Regions from separate parts of the Homo sapiens genome. Here region 1 is linked to region 2. The links are chromatin contacts, found by Hi-C or POLR2A ChIA-PET in ENCODE. All regions are on one chromosome and are shown on one strand. The core of a region is the stretch at or near the end of the contact, and the rest is flanking DNA. Distances in the headings are between cores, read along the strand shown.

Evidence for each region. A loop is a pair of places that touch in the nucleus more often than their neighbours do. ChIA-PET counts read pairs that join two places held with the same protein, here RNA polymerase II (POLR2A). Pooled maps may share reads with other maps.
Region 1: a map of endothelial cell of umbilical vein shows a loop between it and region 2 (8-fold over the local background). The contact joins two enhancer-like sites. A Hi-C loop is called at or near these places in 3 of 168 maps with a recorded cell type or tissue (Caco-2, endothelial cell of umbilical vein and ovary) and 3 of 50 pooled maps. POLR2A ChIA-PET finds 5 or more read pairs at or near these places in 2 of 52 experiments (HEK293 and OCI-LY7).

Annotation. Positions count from the first base shown.
Region 1 is chr5:17,185,186-17,191,008 of GRCh38, forward strand. All of the region lies in intron 1 of BASP1-AS1 (BASP1 antisense RNA 1), which reads right to left. Among named protein-coding and RNA genes, the nearest start is that of BASP1-AS1, 29 kb to the right of the region's middle. RefSeq lists a silencer at 5,095-5,389. Within about 2 kb of position 4,391, at least 5 of the 41 ENCODE cell types and tissues checked have a DNase peak (open chromatin) inside an H3K27ac peak, as active enhancers do.
Region 2 is chr5:17,075,815-17,081,092 of GRCh38, forward strand. No RefSeq gene overlaps it. Among named protein-coding and RNA genes, the nearest start is that of MIR10522, 78 kb to the right of the region's middle. Within about 2 kb of position 2,042, at least 3 of the 41 ENCODE cell types and tissues checked have a DNase peak (open chromatin) inside an H3K27ac peak, as active enhancers do.

The DNA of each region.
Region 1 (5,823 bases), core at 3,141-5,640, 110 kb after region 2:
GTGGGGTCTTGCTCTGTTGCACAGGCTGGAGTGCAGTGGCACAATCATGGCTCACTGTAGCCTTGAACTACTGAGCTCAAGTGATCCTTCTGCCTCAGCTTCCTGGGAATGCAGACACCTTCCAGCAAGCCTGGCTAACATAAAAAATTTTTATAAAGATAGGATCTCACTATGTTGCCCAGGTGGGTCTCAAACTCCTGGTCTTAAGCAATCCTCCAGCCTTGGCCTCCCAAAGCTCTGGGATTATACATAGGAGCCACCAGGCCTAGCCCTTTTCTTTTCTTTTCTCTTTTCTTCTTTTATTTTTGTCTTCCCTTCCTTTCTTTCCCCTCTTTCCCTCCCTCTCTCCTTTCTTCCTTTCCTTCCTTCCTTCATCATCCACTGAATATGGTGGCCAAAATGAGTTGACAATTGTCGAATGTTGCGGCAAGGTGAGGGGTGTACAGGTCATCATTGTTCTTTTCTCTATATTTTTGCATGTTTGAAACTTTCCATAATAAAAAAGGAAAAATGGATCAGTGGCCAAGAGAAATGATCCTCGCTTGAGTATTGGGCTGTTCTTAGCTTGAAAGAACCATTGCAGAAAACTCAACAGAAGCAGAAATTACATACAGTTCAAACTCATTTTCCTAGGAGGCTTTTTTTTTTTTTTAAGAAGTATTTTGCTGGAACCTAAAAACCACACTCCCAAACTGTTTCAACATGATCCCTGCTGGCAGGAGTCAGAGATGGCTGGTGTACAAGACGGTTGAGAAAGCCCATGACATACAGTTAGTGGCTGGTTGAGATAGTTTCCAAATATAAATAAACGGTTGGAGGACTAGAAAAATAGGCAGAAAGCAGTGATTCTGACATTAGTCACATGGCTGCCATACATGACCTACTTTACCTGAGAACCAAAAATATAGTTTTAGGTTCTTCCACGTTACAGTTCCTACATGTCTTGCTGCTTGTGGGGAACTCCTTGCCTGGCTTCTTCAAATAAGCAGAATGTACAACCATGCTTAGAGCAGGCTGCTCTCTATTTCAGATTTTCCAGGGGAAAAGAGGAATGTACATTAGGCAGATTATTTTACCTCCCTAGTCATGCCAGGGTAAGCTTCCTAGACCAACTAATTCTCCTTCAAGGTCTGGCAGCTCCCAGCTCCCAGCTGCCAGGGGGCCAGGCAGAGCTCCTTCCTCCTCCACTATCTGTGGCCCCAAAGATTCCCCTTCCACCAGGGCCGGCGACCAACTGACCACAGGCTGAGTGCTCCAGGCCCTGGCAGCTCAGAGGACGGGGAAACAGCAGCACACTTGCGGCCCCCTGGAGTCTGTCCCATCTGCCCTACCATCCTGTCATCTCCAAGGATCACCCAAGCTCTGGCCAGGCTGGTAATCTGTCTCCTTTGCATGCCCTTGCTCCCTGCTGCTCTGTGGGGCTTTCCCATGGACTCCTGACTCCTCTTTTACTCTCATGGCAACCCTTTCCATTGGGCTGTCTGGGATTCCTGTTCTTCAGTGGATACTTCCTTCTGTGTCCTCAGTCTCAGAGAATGCGCACCCTAGCTGAAGTTCTGCTCTCTCCAGAGTATCCCGGCTTCCCCCTTTTCACATTTCATCTACTGGGTTGGGGACCCATTTACGCCAATACTCCATGATCACTTGCAATCTATGACTCTTCCTCCTTTTGGAAAATACCCCTGCTCTGTAGAGTCCTTGATATTTAAGATGTGTGTGTGTGTATGTGTGTGTGTGCACGTGTGCGTGCACGTGTGCTCGTGTGTGTGCGCATATATAGCGTTAAGTGCTCCGGCTTCAATATCCAATGATGTGGGTTCTAATTTCGGTTTTGTACTCACTAGTCTGTGAGACTTTGGTCAAGTTACTTTTTTGAAGGCTTGTTAACTCTTCTATAAAATGTGGACGGCAGTACTTCTATAGCATGGGGTTGTTGTGAGGATTACATGAGAAGATCCATATGAAGTGTCTAGCACATTTCTGGTGTAACTCAGTCGACGTTAACTATGATCACATTTGGGCTGCTCACTTGCCTTTTCAAATCCCCCACCATTTGAAAAATGTCAGTGTTCTTTGGCACCACACAACCTGCTCCTGACAGTTCCCAGCTTCCTTAACTCTGGGGCATGCATTTCTACCACAGGCCTGCCCCACTTTCTGGCAACAACCTCCTAATCTATCTGCTCCTTCTCCCTGCCTGGGTCACCTCCTTCCTGTCTACCATGTCCTTGTCTCCCCGTAGCACTAGCCTAGGACCCTCCAACCTCAGCCAGATAGTCTACTTTCACTGAGACCTACACAGTTTGTGGTGTGTACCTGACTCATCTTGTGTGACTGTCATGTTTATTCTGTGGTTATATTTTTCATAATTCTTCCATTATAAGGATCCATATGGGGCTGAACCACTTCCTATACCCCACCCGCATTCCCACAAGCTGGATCGCATGTGAAGAATCTGATAATCTCTCTCTCATCTGGAGATTTGGTCTTAGTTCAGTAATGCCCCTGATCCAGGGAGTTAGTTGTCTAGGACACAGACTTGGCAGGGAGGTGAGGTGGCACTTTTCAGTGGCCATGACTCTGTAGCTGGGAAGCAAGGAAGCCACAGGGTGGTCTTGATCATGTGAACCAAGCCCGTGAGCTTGGAGGAGGGGTGGCACAGGGCCTGTGAGCGGTGGACACGCTCAGCCATGTTTCTGTGCTTCTGAGTTTTAGGCTTGTTAAATTTTCTTGATGTTCTTTGATTTCCCTTTCTCCTTTCTTTAGTAGCTTTGGAAATTCCAGTCTGTTTCACTTCTGCTGAAACACAGCAAGGATAAGGGAATTTTCCCTGGTGTGGCTCCATCTTTAAGATGACACTTAACTTTGGGAGGCAGAATGCCAGGGGCAGAGGGAGTCCGACCGAGGGCTCTCTATGGTGATCCCCCACCTGTGGCACACAGAGGATGCCCAAGTCAGCGAGCTGAGACCTTCCTGTCCCAGGGACGTGTAGAGCCAGGGAATTTGGGGGAGAAGATTTGGCTTGGCTTGTGCCTTATCTTTCCCATCATTCTGAGAGGTGAAGTGGCTCTTTCTCAGAATGGAATGGAGAGGAAGGAAGATTCTTGTGGTTACTGGAGAATTAGAACATGACAAGGTACTCGCTCCATTTTGTTTGAGATTTTATGAATTCTCAAAATATCAGAGGCATTTCTATCAAAAAAAAGAGAAAGGTCCCCAAAAGGCAACTCTTGAGTGACCACCATTTTGGAGGATTTATTCATTCTTGTCTTGTAGGTGGGTAATAAAGAATAAAATATAATTGTATAATACTTTAAAAAGACTATACAGGCAGTTGGGAGTCCGTCCACCAGGCTCTGCTCACTCGCTGAAAGGCAACGTGATTTACTATAAGATGCTTAACTTTGCTGTATATTTCCTGAGGTTTAAAATAAGATCTGTACTTATCTTTTCCTTTAAACTGACATGAATAAGGGAACATTTATGTCAAATAATTTGAGCAACTCAAAGGAGCAAAGTGCTTTAAAAATGCCAACTGGACTGTGAAGTTTTTAGGTATTTGAGGAGATCTACAAAATGGACTGGAAAAAATGGGCATGTCTCCAGAAATCACCAACAGCTGTGCGTTTAAAGATAACTAAAAATAATATTTCATATTGAGAAATTGGAATATCGGGGTTGAGTAGACCGGAAAATAGGGAAGAAAAGGAGAAGACACAGAAAAAAAAAGCCTTAAAACTTCGTGCTTCAGCAGTTGAACCTCTCTTGATTATCATTCCCAGAATTCCATTCTACTTTTTCCATTTTTTTTTTTTTTTTGAGATGGAGTTTTGCTCTGTTGTGCAGGCTGGAGTGCAGTGGCACGATCTTGGCTCACTGCCACCTCCGTCTCCTGGGTTCAAGTGATTCTCCTGTCTCAGGCTCTGAGTAGCTGGGATTACAGGCGCCCGCCACCACACCCAGCTAATTTCTGTATTTTTAGTAGAGACGGGGTTTTGCCATGTTGCCCAGGCTGGTCTCGAACTCCTGACCTCAGGTGATCCACCCACCTTGGCCTTCCAAAGTGCTGGGATTACAGGCGTGAACCTCCGTGCCCGGCCTACTTTTTCCAGATTTGGTCATGAGTTTCCTAGGGCTGCCATAATGAAGGACTACAAACTGGGTGACCTAAAACAAGAGATCTATTTTCTCCAATTCTGGAGAACAGGAGTCTGAAATCAAGGTGTGGGCAGGCCTGGTTTCTTCCGGAGCTCCTTCCATCTCTCCCAGCTGCTAACAGTCCTTGGTGTTCCTTGGCTAGTGGACGCATCACCCCCCTCTCTCCCTCTGTCGTCCCACCGCGTTCTGTCTCTGCATCTCAGTGTTCAAATCTCCTCTCCTTATAAAGACAGCAGTCACATTGGATGAGCGCCACCTAGTGGCCGAAGTTTAACTTGAGGACAACTGCAAAGACCCTCCTTCCAATAATGTCACATTGGCATGTAAAGAGGGGTTAGGACTTCAACATATTTTTTCGGAGAAGACATACAATTCAACCCAAAACACTGACCAAAACTTCACTTTCCCTGGGCGACCCCAGCATGGCAAGTTCTCTGCGTGAATAAGGCAGTGGTTGTTTAACAGGCGTGCCAGGAGGCTCAGGGAGCAGGAGCTACAGGGACCTGCATTGTATTCTAAGCGACATGAGGGCGCCTTGCTGTAGTTTCTTTCCTGGGTCTTATCATGCCTCTCCTAGCTCTCAGTTGCTCTTCAGCTTGCAATCCAAGACATGTATTTGTAGTTTAATGAACAAATCATATACTTAAAAAAATGGGTTAGTTTAATCTTAAAAAATCAAAGGCTTTAAAAAAGGGATCACAATGTATGTTTCTAGCCTCTTGCATTCACCTTTACCTTTCCTCCTCCATCTGCTACAGTCACAAGGAGAGCATCCACTTGACCTGTAGTCAGGGAGCACTGCTAAAGGTTGTATCTTCACTCAGCTGCAGTCAGCTTGTGACCGCAGATGCGTTATGAAATTAAATGTCCTCCTATTTTAAAGCTTCTACGAGTCATTAAAATTTTTTTGTTTATGGATATCATCAGGAGTGGTAGGGTGGGAGGAGGATAAGGGAAAGAGAAGAGGATGTTTTCAGCTGAGCAGAGGAAGCAAAGTTTGACATTTACAAGACCCGCATGTTATCTCTGGCCTGACCGTCTTGGTTCACATTCTTGTGTGGGTTCAAGTTTCCTGAGCACATGCATATTGACCTTAGTAAGAGGCCAACTCTGGATTGCCACGAGTCAGCTAACTCCTGCTGCCAGAAAATGGATTTTTTTTCTTCAGCAAGAAGTGCCTTGTGCAATTTTTCCTAATCAGGTCTGAAAAATAGTGACCTCTCATTTTGCAAAAACAGTTCACTATTGACAATATTAATAAAAACACGTGAGTTTACATAAATTAAGGGTTTTGGGTCTATTTCTGTGTGCTTTGACTGCAGTGCCTCCTAGTGGACACTTTTATGCTATACAAGTTTCTCATGGTTGATTAGTACTCACAGAAATGTTAAGAATGCATTTGAACAAACTCATTGTTTTCTACAGTAGGTTCCTCTTTTGTTTCTTGTTAGGTTTTAATTTTTCCCCAGCTAAGGTTCACTTCAATACATGACCAAATTGTGTCTATGTACAATCCTCTGATTGTTCAGAGGAAATTTTCTACACCCCCCTTTTCCTCATCTTAGGAGAGAATTTAAAGAGAATAAAATGCGCGCATGAGTAAGTTGCCATAAGAGCTTTTAAACTGTGGTTGGTAACATGATATATGTATCTGGAAAACTAGAA
Region 2 (5,278 bases), core at 792-3,291:
TTTTTTTTTTTTTTTTTTTTTGAGACGAGTCTCACTCTGTCGCCAGGCTGGAGTGCAGTGGCATGATCTCAGCTTACTGCAACCTCCGCCTCCTGGGTTCCAGCGATTCTCCTGCCTCAGCCTCCCGAGTAGCTGGGACTACAGGCGTGCACCACCACGTTCAGCTAACTTTTGTATTTTTTGTAGAGGTGGGGTTTCACCACGTTGGCCAGGATGGTCTCGATCTCTTGACCTCGTGATCCACCCACCTTGGCCTCCCAAGGTGCTAGGATTAGAGGCATGAGCCTCTGCCTAGGCCCAACTTAACCATTTTTAAGTGTACTGTTCAGTGTCATTAAATACATCCGTAATGTCCATAATGTTACACAACCATCACCACCATCCACCTCTGTAACTCTTTTCTGTCTTGTAAAACTGAAACTCTTGTACCCATTAAATAATTGCTATTCATTCTCTCTTACTCCTATGCCCTAGCAACTACCATTCCACTTTCTGTTTCTATGATTTTGACTACTCTAGATATCTCATGTTAGTGAATTCATGCAGTATTTGTCTTTTTGTGAAAGGCTCATTTTACTTAGTATAATGTCCTTAAGTTTCATCCAAGTTGTAGCATATGTCAGAATGTACTTCCCTTTGAAGGATGAATAACATTCTGTTTTATATAGATAACACATTTTGCTTATTCATTCATCTGTTGATGAACACTTGTGTTACTTCCATCTTTTGGCTATTCTGAATAGTGCTGCTGTGAGCAGGAATGGATCATTGAACTTTTTGCACTTTTGGAAGCTGATAGAATAGCAAACACAGGCCGGGCATCGTGGCTGATGCCTGTAATCCCAGCACTTTGGGAGGCTGAGGCAGGAGGATCACCTGAGCTCGAGAGTTCGAGAGCAGCCTGACCAATATGGTGAAATCCCGTTTCTATTTAAAATACACAAAAATTAGCTGGACATGGTGGTGCACGCTTGCAGTCCCTGCTACTTGGGAGGCTGAGGCATGAGAATTGCTTGATCCTGGGAGGCAGAGGTTGCAGTGAGTCAAGATTGCACCACTGTACTCCAGCCTGGGAGACAGAATGAGACTCTGGGAGACAGAGAGGAAAAATCAGCCTCTGACAATTTGTTTCATGTAATCAAATAAAACGTCTTGATGCACTAAGAGTTCCAGGTTCATTGCTATAGGTTGTAAGAAGATAGAGACATAAAATTCTATTATCATTATTTAGCATTAATTACTTTTTTCTGTACGTTTTTCCTCAGGTGATCTATATCTAGAAACTCCTATTTGGTATTTGGTATGTAGTTAAAAAAAAATAAAAAGTAGGCCAGGCTCATGCCTGTAATTCCAGCATTTTGGGAGGCTAAGGCGGAAGGATCATTTGAGCTCAGGAGTTTGAGATCAGCCTGGACAACATGGTGAAACCCTGTCTCTACTAAAAATTCAAAAATTAGCTGGGTGTGGAGGAGCGTGCCTGTAGTACCAGCTACTTGGGAGGCTGAGGTGGGAGGATCCCTTGGGCTTGGGAGGCAGGGTTGAGTTGGCAGTGAGCTGAGATGGCACCACTGCCCCACTGCACCTGGGCGACAGAGTGAGACCCCGTCTCAAAAAAAAAAAAAAAACAACTAATCTCCAAATACTTTTGGAGAAGCGTAAAGAGTTTAATCTGGGGTAATAGAATGGGTACCCTCTGCAGTCCCTCGGACCATCTTGTTTCCATTTACTTGATTAAGAATTAAACATATTGCAGCCATGTGTGAACTTGGCACATTCAAGATTCCTGCTAAAAGTTAGAATTCCTTTGACATCCTACCGCACCCTTTAGAGAAATTTCTAAAGACTTCCTTCCAGCTGTCACCAAAAATGATAAAAGGCCATTTACGGACAGCGTTGCTTTGATTGCCCCTGCCTAAGTGTACAATGGGTAGAAATGCATTTACTGCCATTTCTAGGGCAGTAGAATATTGGAAATAGTAACCTTTTATATGTTCTTTGCCTAAAGGATGGAAGAGGCCATGGCTGTGTACTGACAATATTCTTCTACTGACAAAATGCTGTTGCTTGAGAGTGCAGCTGAGGTTATGCCATTTCTCATAAAGTCAAGTAAAAAGTAAAGCAGTGTTGACTTACTAGCTTATCAACTGAAAGAACGCCTTGTAGCTTCTAGTCTGTAAAGCCTCAACTTATTTCTATTATTTACAAAAAGGATCAGTTTGTTCCAAGCCTTTTGAACTGAAGTGCTGCTGTTCCCTGCAGCAGGAGAGAGGTCACTAAGAGGAAGCCAGAGAATCACACGGATTGCTTCTTCCTCCAGCTCTAGAACTGAGATGGCTCCTCGCCTCCCGAAAAACAATGCGGCTGACTCTAACGAAATTCACTATCACCCACAGGCAGTAGCCAGACACACCTACTTTATTTTCAAAATTAAATTGTTTGATGACAGACAGATAAGGAACAGATGGCAGGGAAGGTGGAGATAATAATAGGTAAGTTTTGTCTTCTGGGTTGATGGGTTTTACCCTATTCCTATCAATGTTGACCAGAAATCAGAACATTATTCATTTATTTTGGAAATTACTTCAGTTGATTAAACAAATGTAATCAGGATAAAAAATAAACCTAAGGAGGCCGGGCGTGGTGGCTCATGCCTGTAATTCCAGTACTTTGGGAGGCCGAGGCGGGTGGATCACAAGATCAGGAGTTTGAGACCAGCCTGGCCAGCATGGTGAAACTCCATCTCTACTAAAAATACAAAAATTAGCCCGGGCATGGTGGTGCGTGCCTGTAACCCAGTTACTCTGGAGGCTGAGATAGGAGAATCGCTTGACCCCAGGAAGCAGAGGTTGCATTGACCTGAGATAGCGCTATTGCACTCCAGCCTGGGCGACAGAGCAAGACTCCATCTCAAAAAAAAAAAAAAAAAAAAAAAAGGAATAATTAACTCATAATCCACTTCTTTAACATGACAACTCAATTTTTTCCCAGTCTTTGTCCATAATAATTCAGATAAAATATTGCTTTTTTACATTTGATAACTAACCGTCATGTCATTTAACCAAATGGTTTGATACAAGGTTTGAAGCTGTAGAGCTTCAATGAAAACATCCATACCTATTAAATGGGACAAAGAGAAAGATTATTTAATGATAAAAGTGTATAAGCCGCAAGAATGTATTACAGTCATGTTTATGCCAAAGCAGGAAAAAAGCCGAATACATAAAGCAAAAACTCATGTCAAGATAACTTAAAAACAAACAAATTATTCTAGGACATTGTAATATATCTCTTTCAGAGTTTACTAGGCCAAGCAGATAAAAATAAGGAAAAATAAGGTTTGAAAAAAATATAATAAACAACCTCAACATTATACATGACTTTATATCCAGCAGAAAATATATGTTCTTTTGTGACTTTGGGCATTTAGATGATTCAGTCATTAATTGGCCACAAAGAAAACATTAACACGTTCCAAATATCGGAAGTGGATGTTCTGGAGGCCATATTCTTAACTCTTATTCCAATAGAACTAGATCAACAATGTATATATAGATACACCAAATTGAAGAAAGCTCCGCTTAAACTAGTAGTAGAACCTAATTTAATGTCATATTTTATTGGCAAGGAATAACAAATGGTTTAGAGCTTATATCAATTTACAGCTTGTGAGTACAGGTACAATCAAGAGTACCAGGTGATTGAGAGATTAAAATTTTATTGATGGATCTCATCTTTAGAGTATCTGCATTAGTCATCAATCCTGTGAAATATTCTCATAGGTTCAGAAAATCTCCGTAAGGAATGAACATTTGGATCCAAACAGATTACAAACCAAAATGAGTCTTCAATGTTATTTCTTGCTTTTCGGTGTGAAGGAAACAAGACCGCTGTAACAATGGAGCTTTTCCAAAAGCTGCGATAAGATCTTCCTTCCGTGTCTGGAACTGCACTCTGAAGCGCTGGACTCTTAATCAGCACAAAGAGGAAACCAAGGCTTCCTTCCCAGGTCAACTGGCTTCCATGGACTGCAAAACTACCTTTTACAAAGCGCTCTGGATGCTGTTAGCCTAGGAACCACTTTCTGTTTCATTCCCCTTGGCATTAGACTAAACAAAGCACTGTGTTTCCATTTTAATATGTGGTCCCTTAAAAGACATTCTTCTCTACATCATAAGGATAAAGCAGCATAGGTTGTGCTTATTCAGCCTGTTCCATCACTATCACGATTATTTACATTAAATTAAAAATATAGTTCACAAGGCAACCAGTGTGGGTTGGCTTGAGAGGGGCAGGAGTTGTCTTTGATGAACGAAATAATTTTAGATAAAGTTACCCTGGTATATCCCTGCTTAGTGACAATAAGAACATTTTATTCGATCCATTCAATAAACCTCAGAAAGGTAGGTTCTGAAGATGTGAGAAGGGTATAGATGGAGGCGTGGGGCTGTCTCTGATTCTGATGTGCAAACAAGCTGTCTGAAGTCTTTCCATATTTTAAATCCCCAGTTGTGAAATGAGATCCATTAGTAAATTGAAGATGGGATGACATTGGCTGGGTGTGAATCATCTCCTGGTAAAACCTTGAGCTTCCAGAAGATGCCACATTGCAAGACATCTAAAAACACCCAGGGGACCGACGATAGCTTTGTTTTAAAATAAAATGGTTACCTTGGAAGATTGGAAAAACTTAAAAGGTGCAGGCTTGCAAGCTCTTGCTTGCATCTTGCAGGCTTAAACACATAGAATTCTATTGCAACAGTGGTGTTGACAGAGCAAGCGTGTTTCCTTGAAACAAGAAGCCGCCCAAATTAATAATTACTACCTGATGAGGCCCTCAAATATTTCCCACTGATTCCTCCTTTTTTTCCTCTCCCTTTCTTGTTTTGGTTTTTGAGACAGGGTCTCTCTGTCACCCAGGCTGGAGTGCAGTGGGCAGGATCACAGCTCGCGACAGCCTCGACTTCCTGGGCTCAAGCAGTCCTCCCACCTCAGCCTCCCGAGTAGCTGGGACTGCAGGTGTGTGCCACCATGCCCGGCTAATTTTTAAATTTTTACTAGATATGGGGTCTCACTGTGTTGCCCAGGCAACATAGTCTTGGAACTCCTGGGCTCAAGGGATCCACCTGCCTCAGCCTCCCAAAGTGCTGGGGTTACAGGCATGAGCCAACCACGCTCCGCCTTTTTCTCTTCCTTTGTACCACCCCCTCACTGAGAGCTCCTGCACACCGGGCCTCTTTTTTTTGGAGTCCTGCTCCTTCATGGTGCAGCAGTGGGAGGC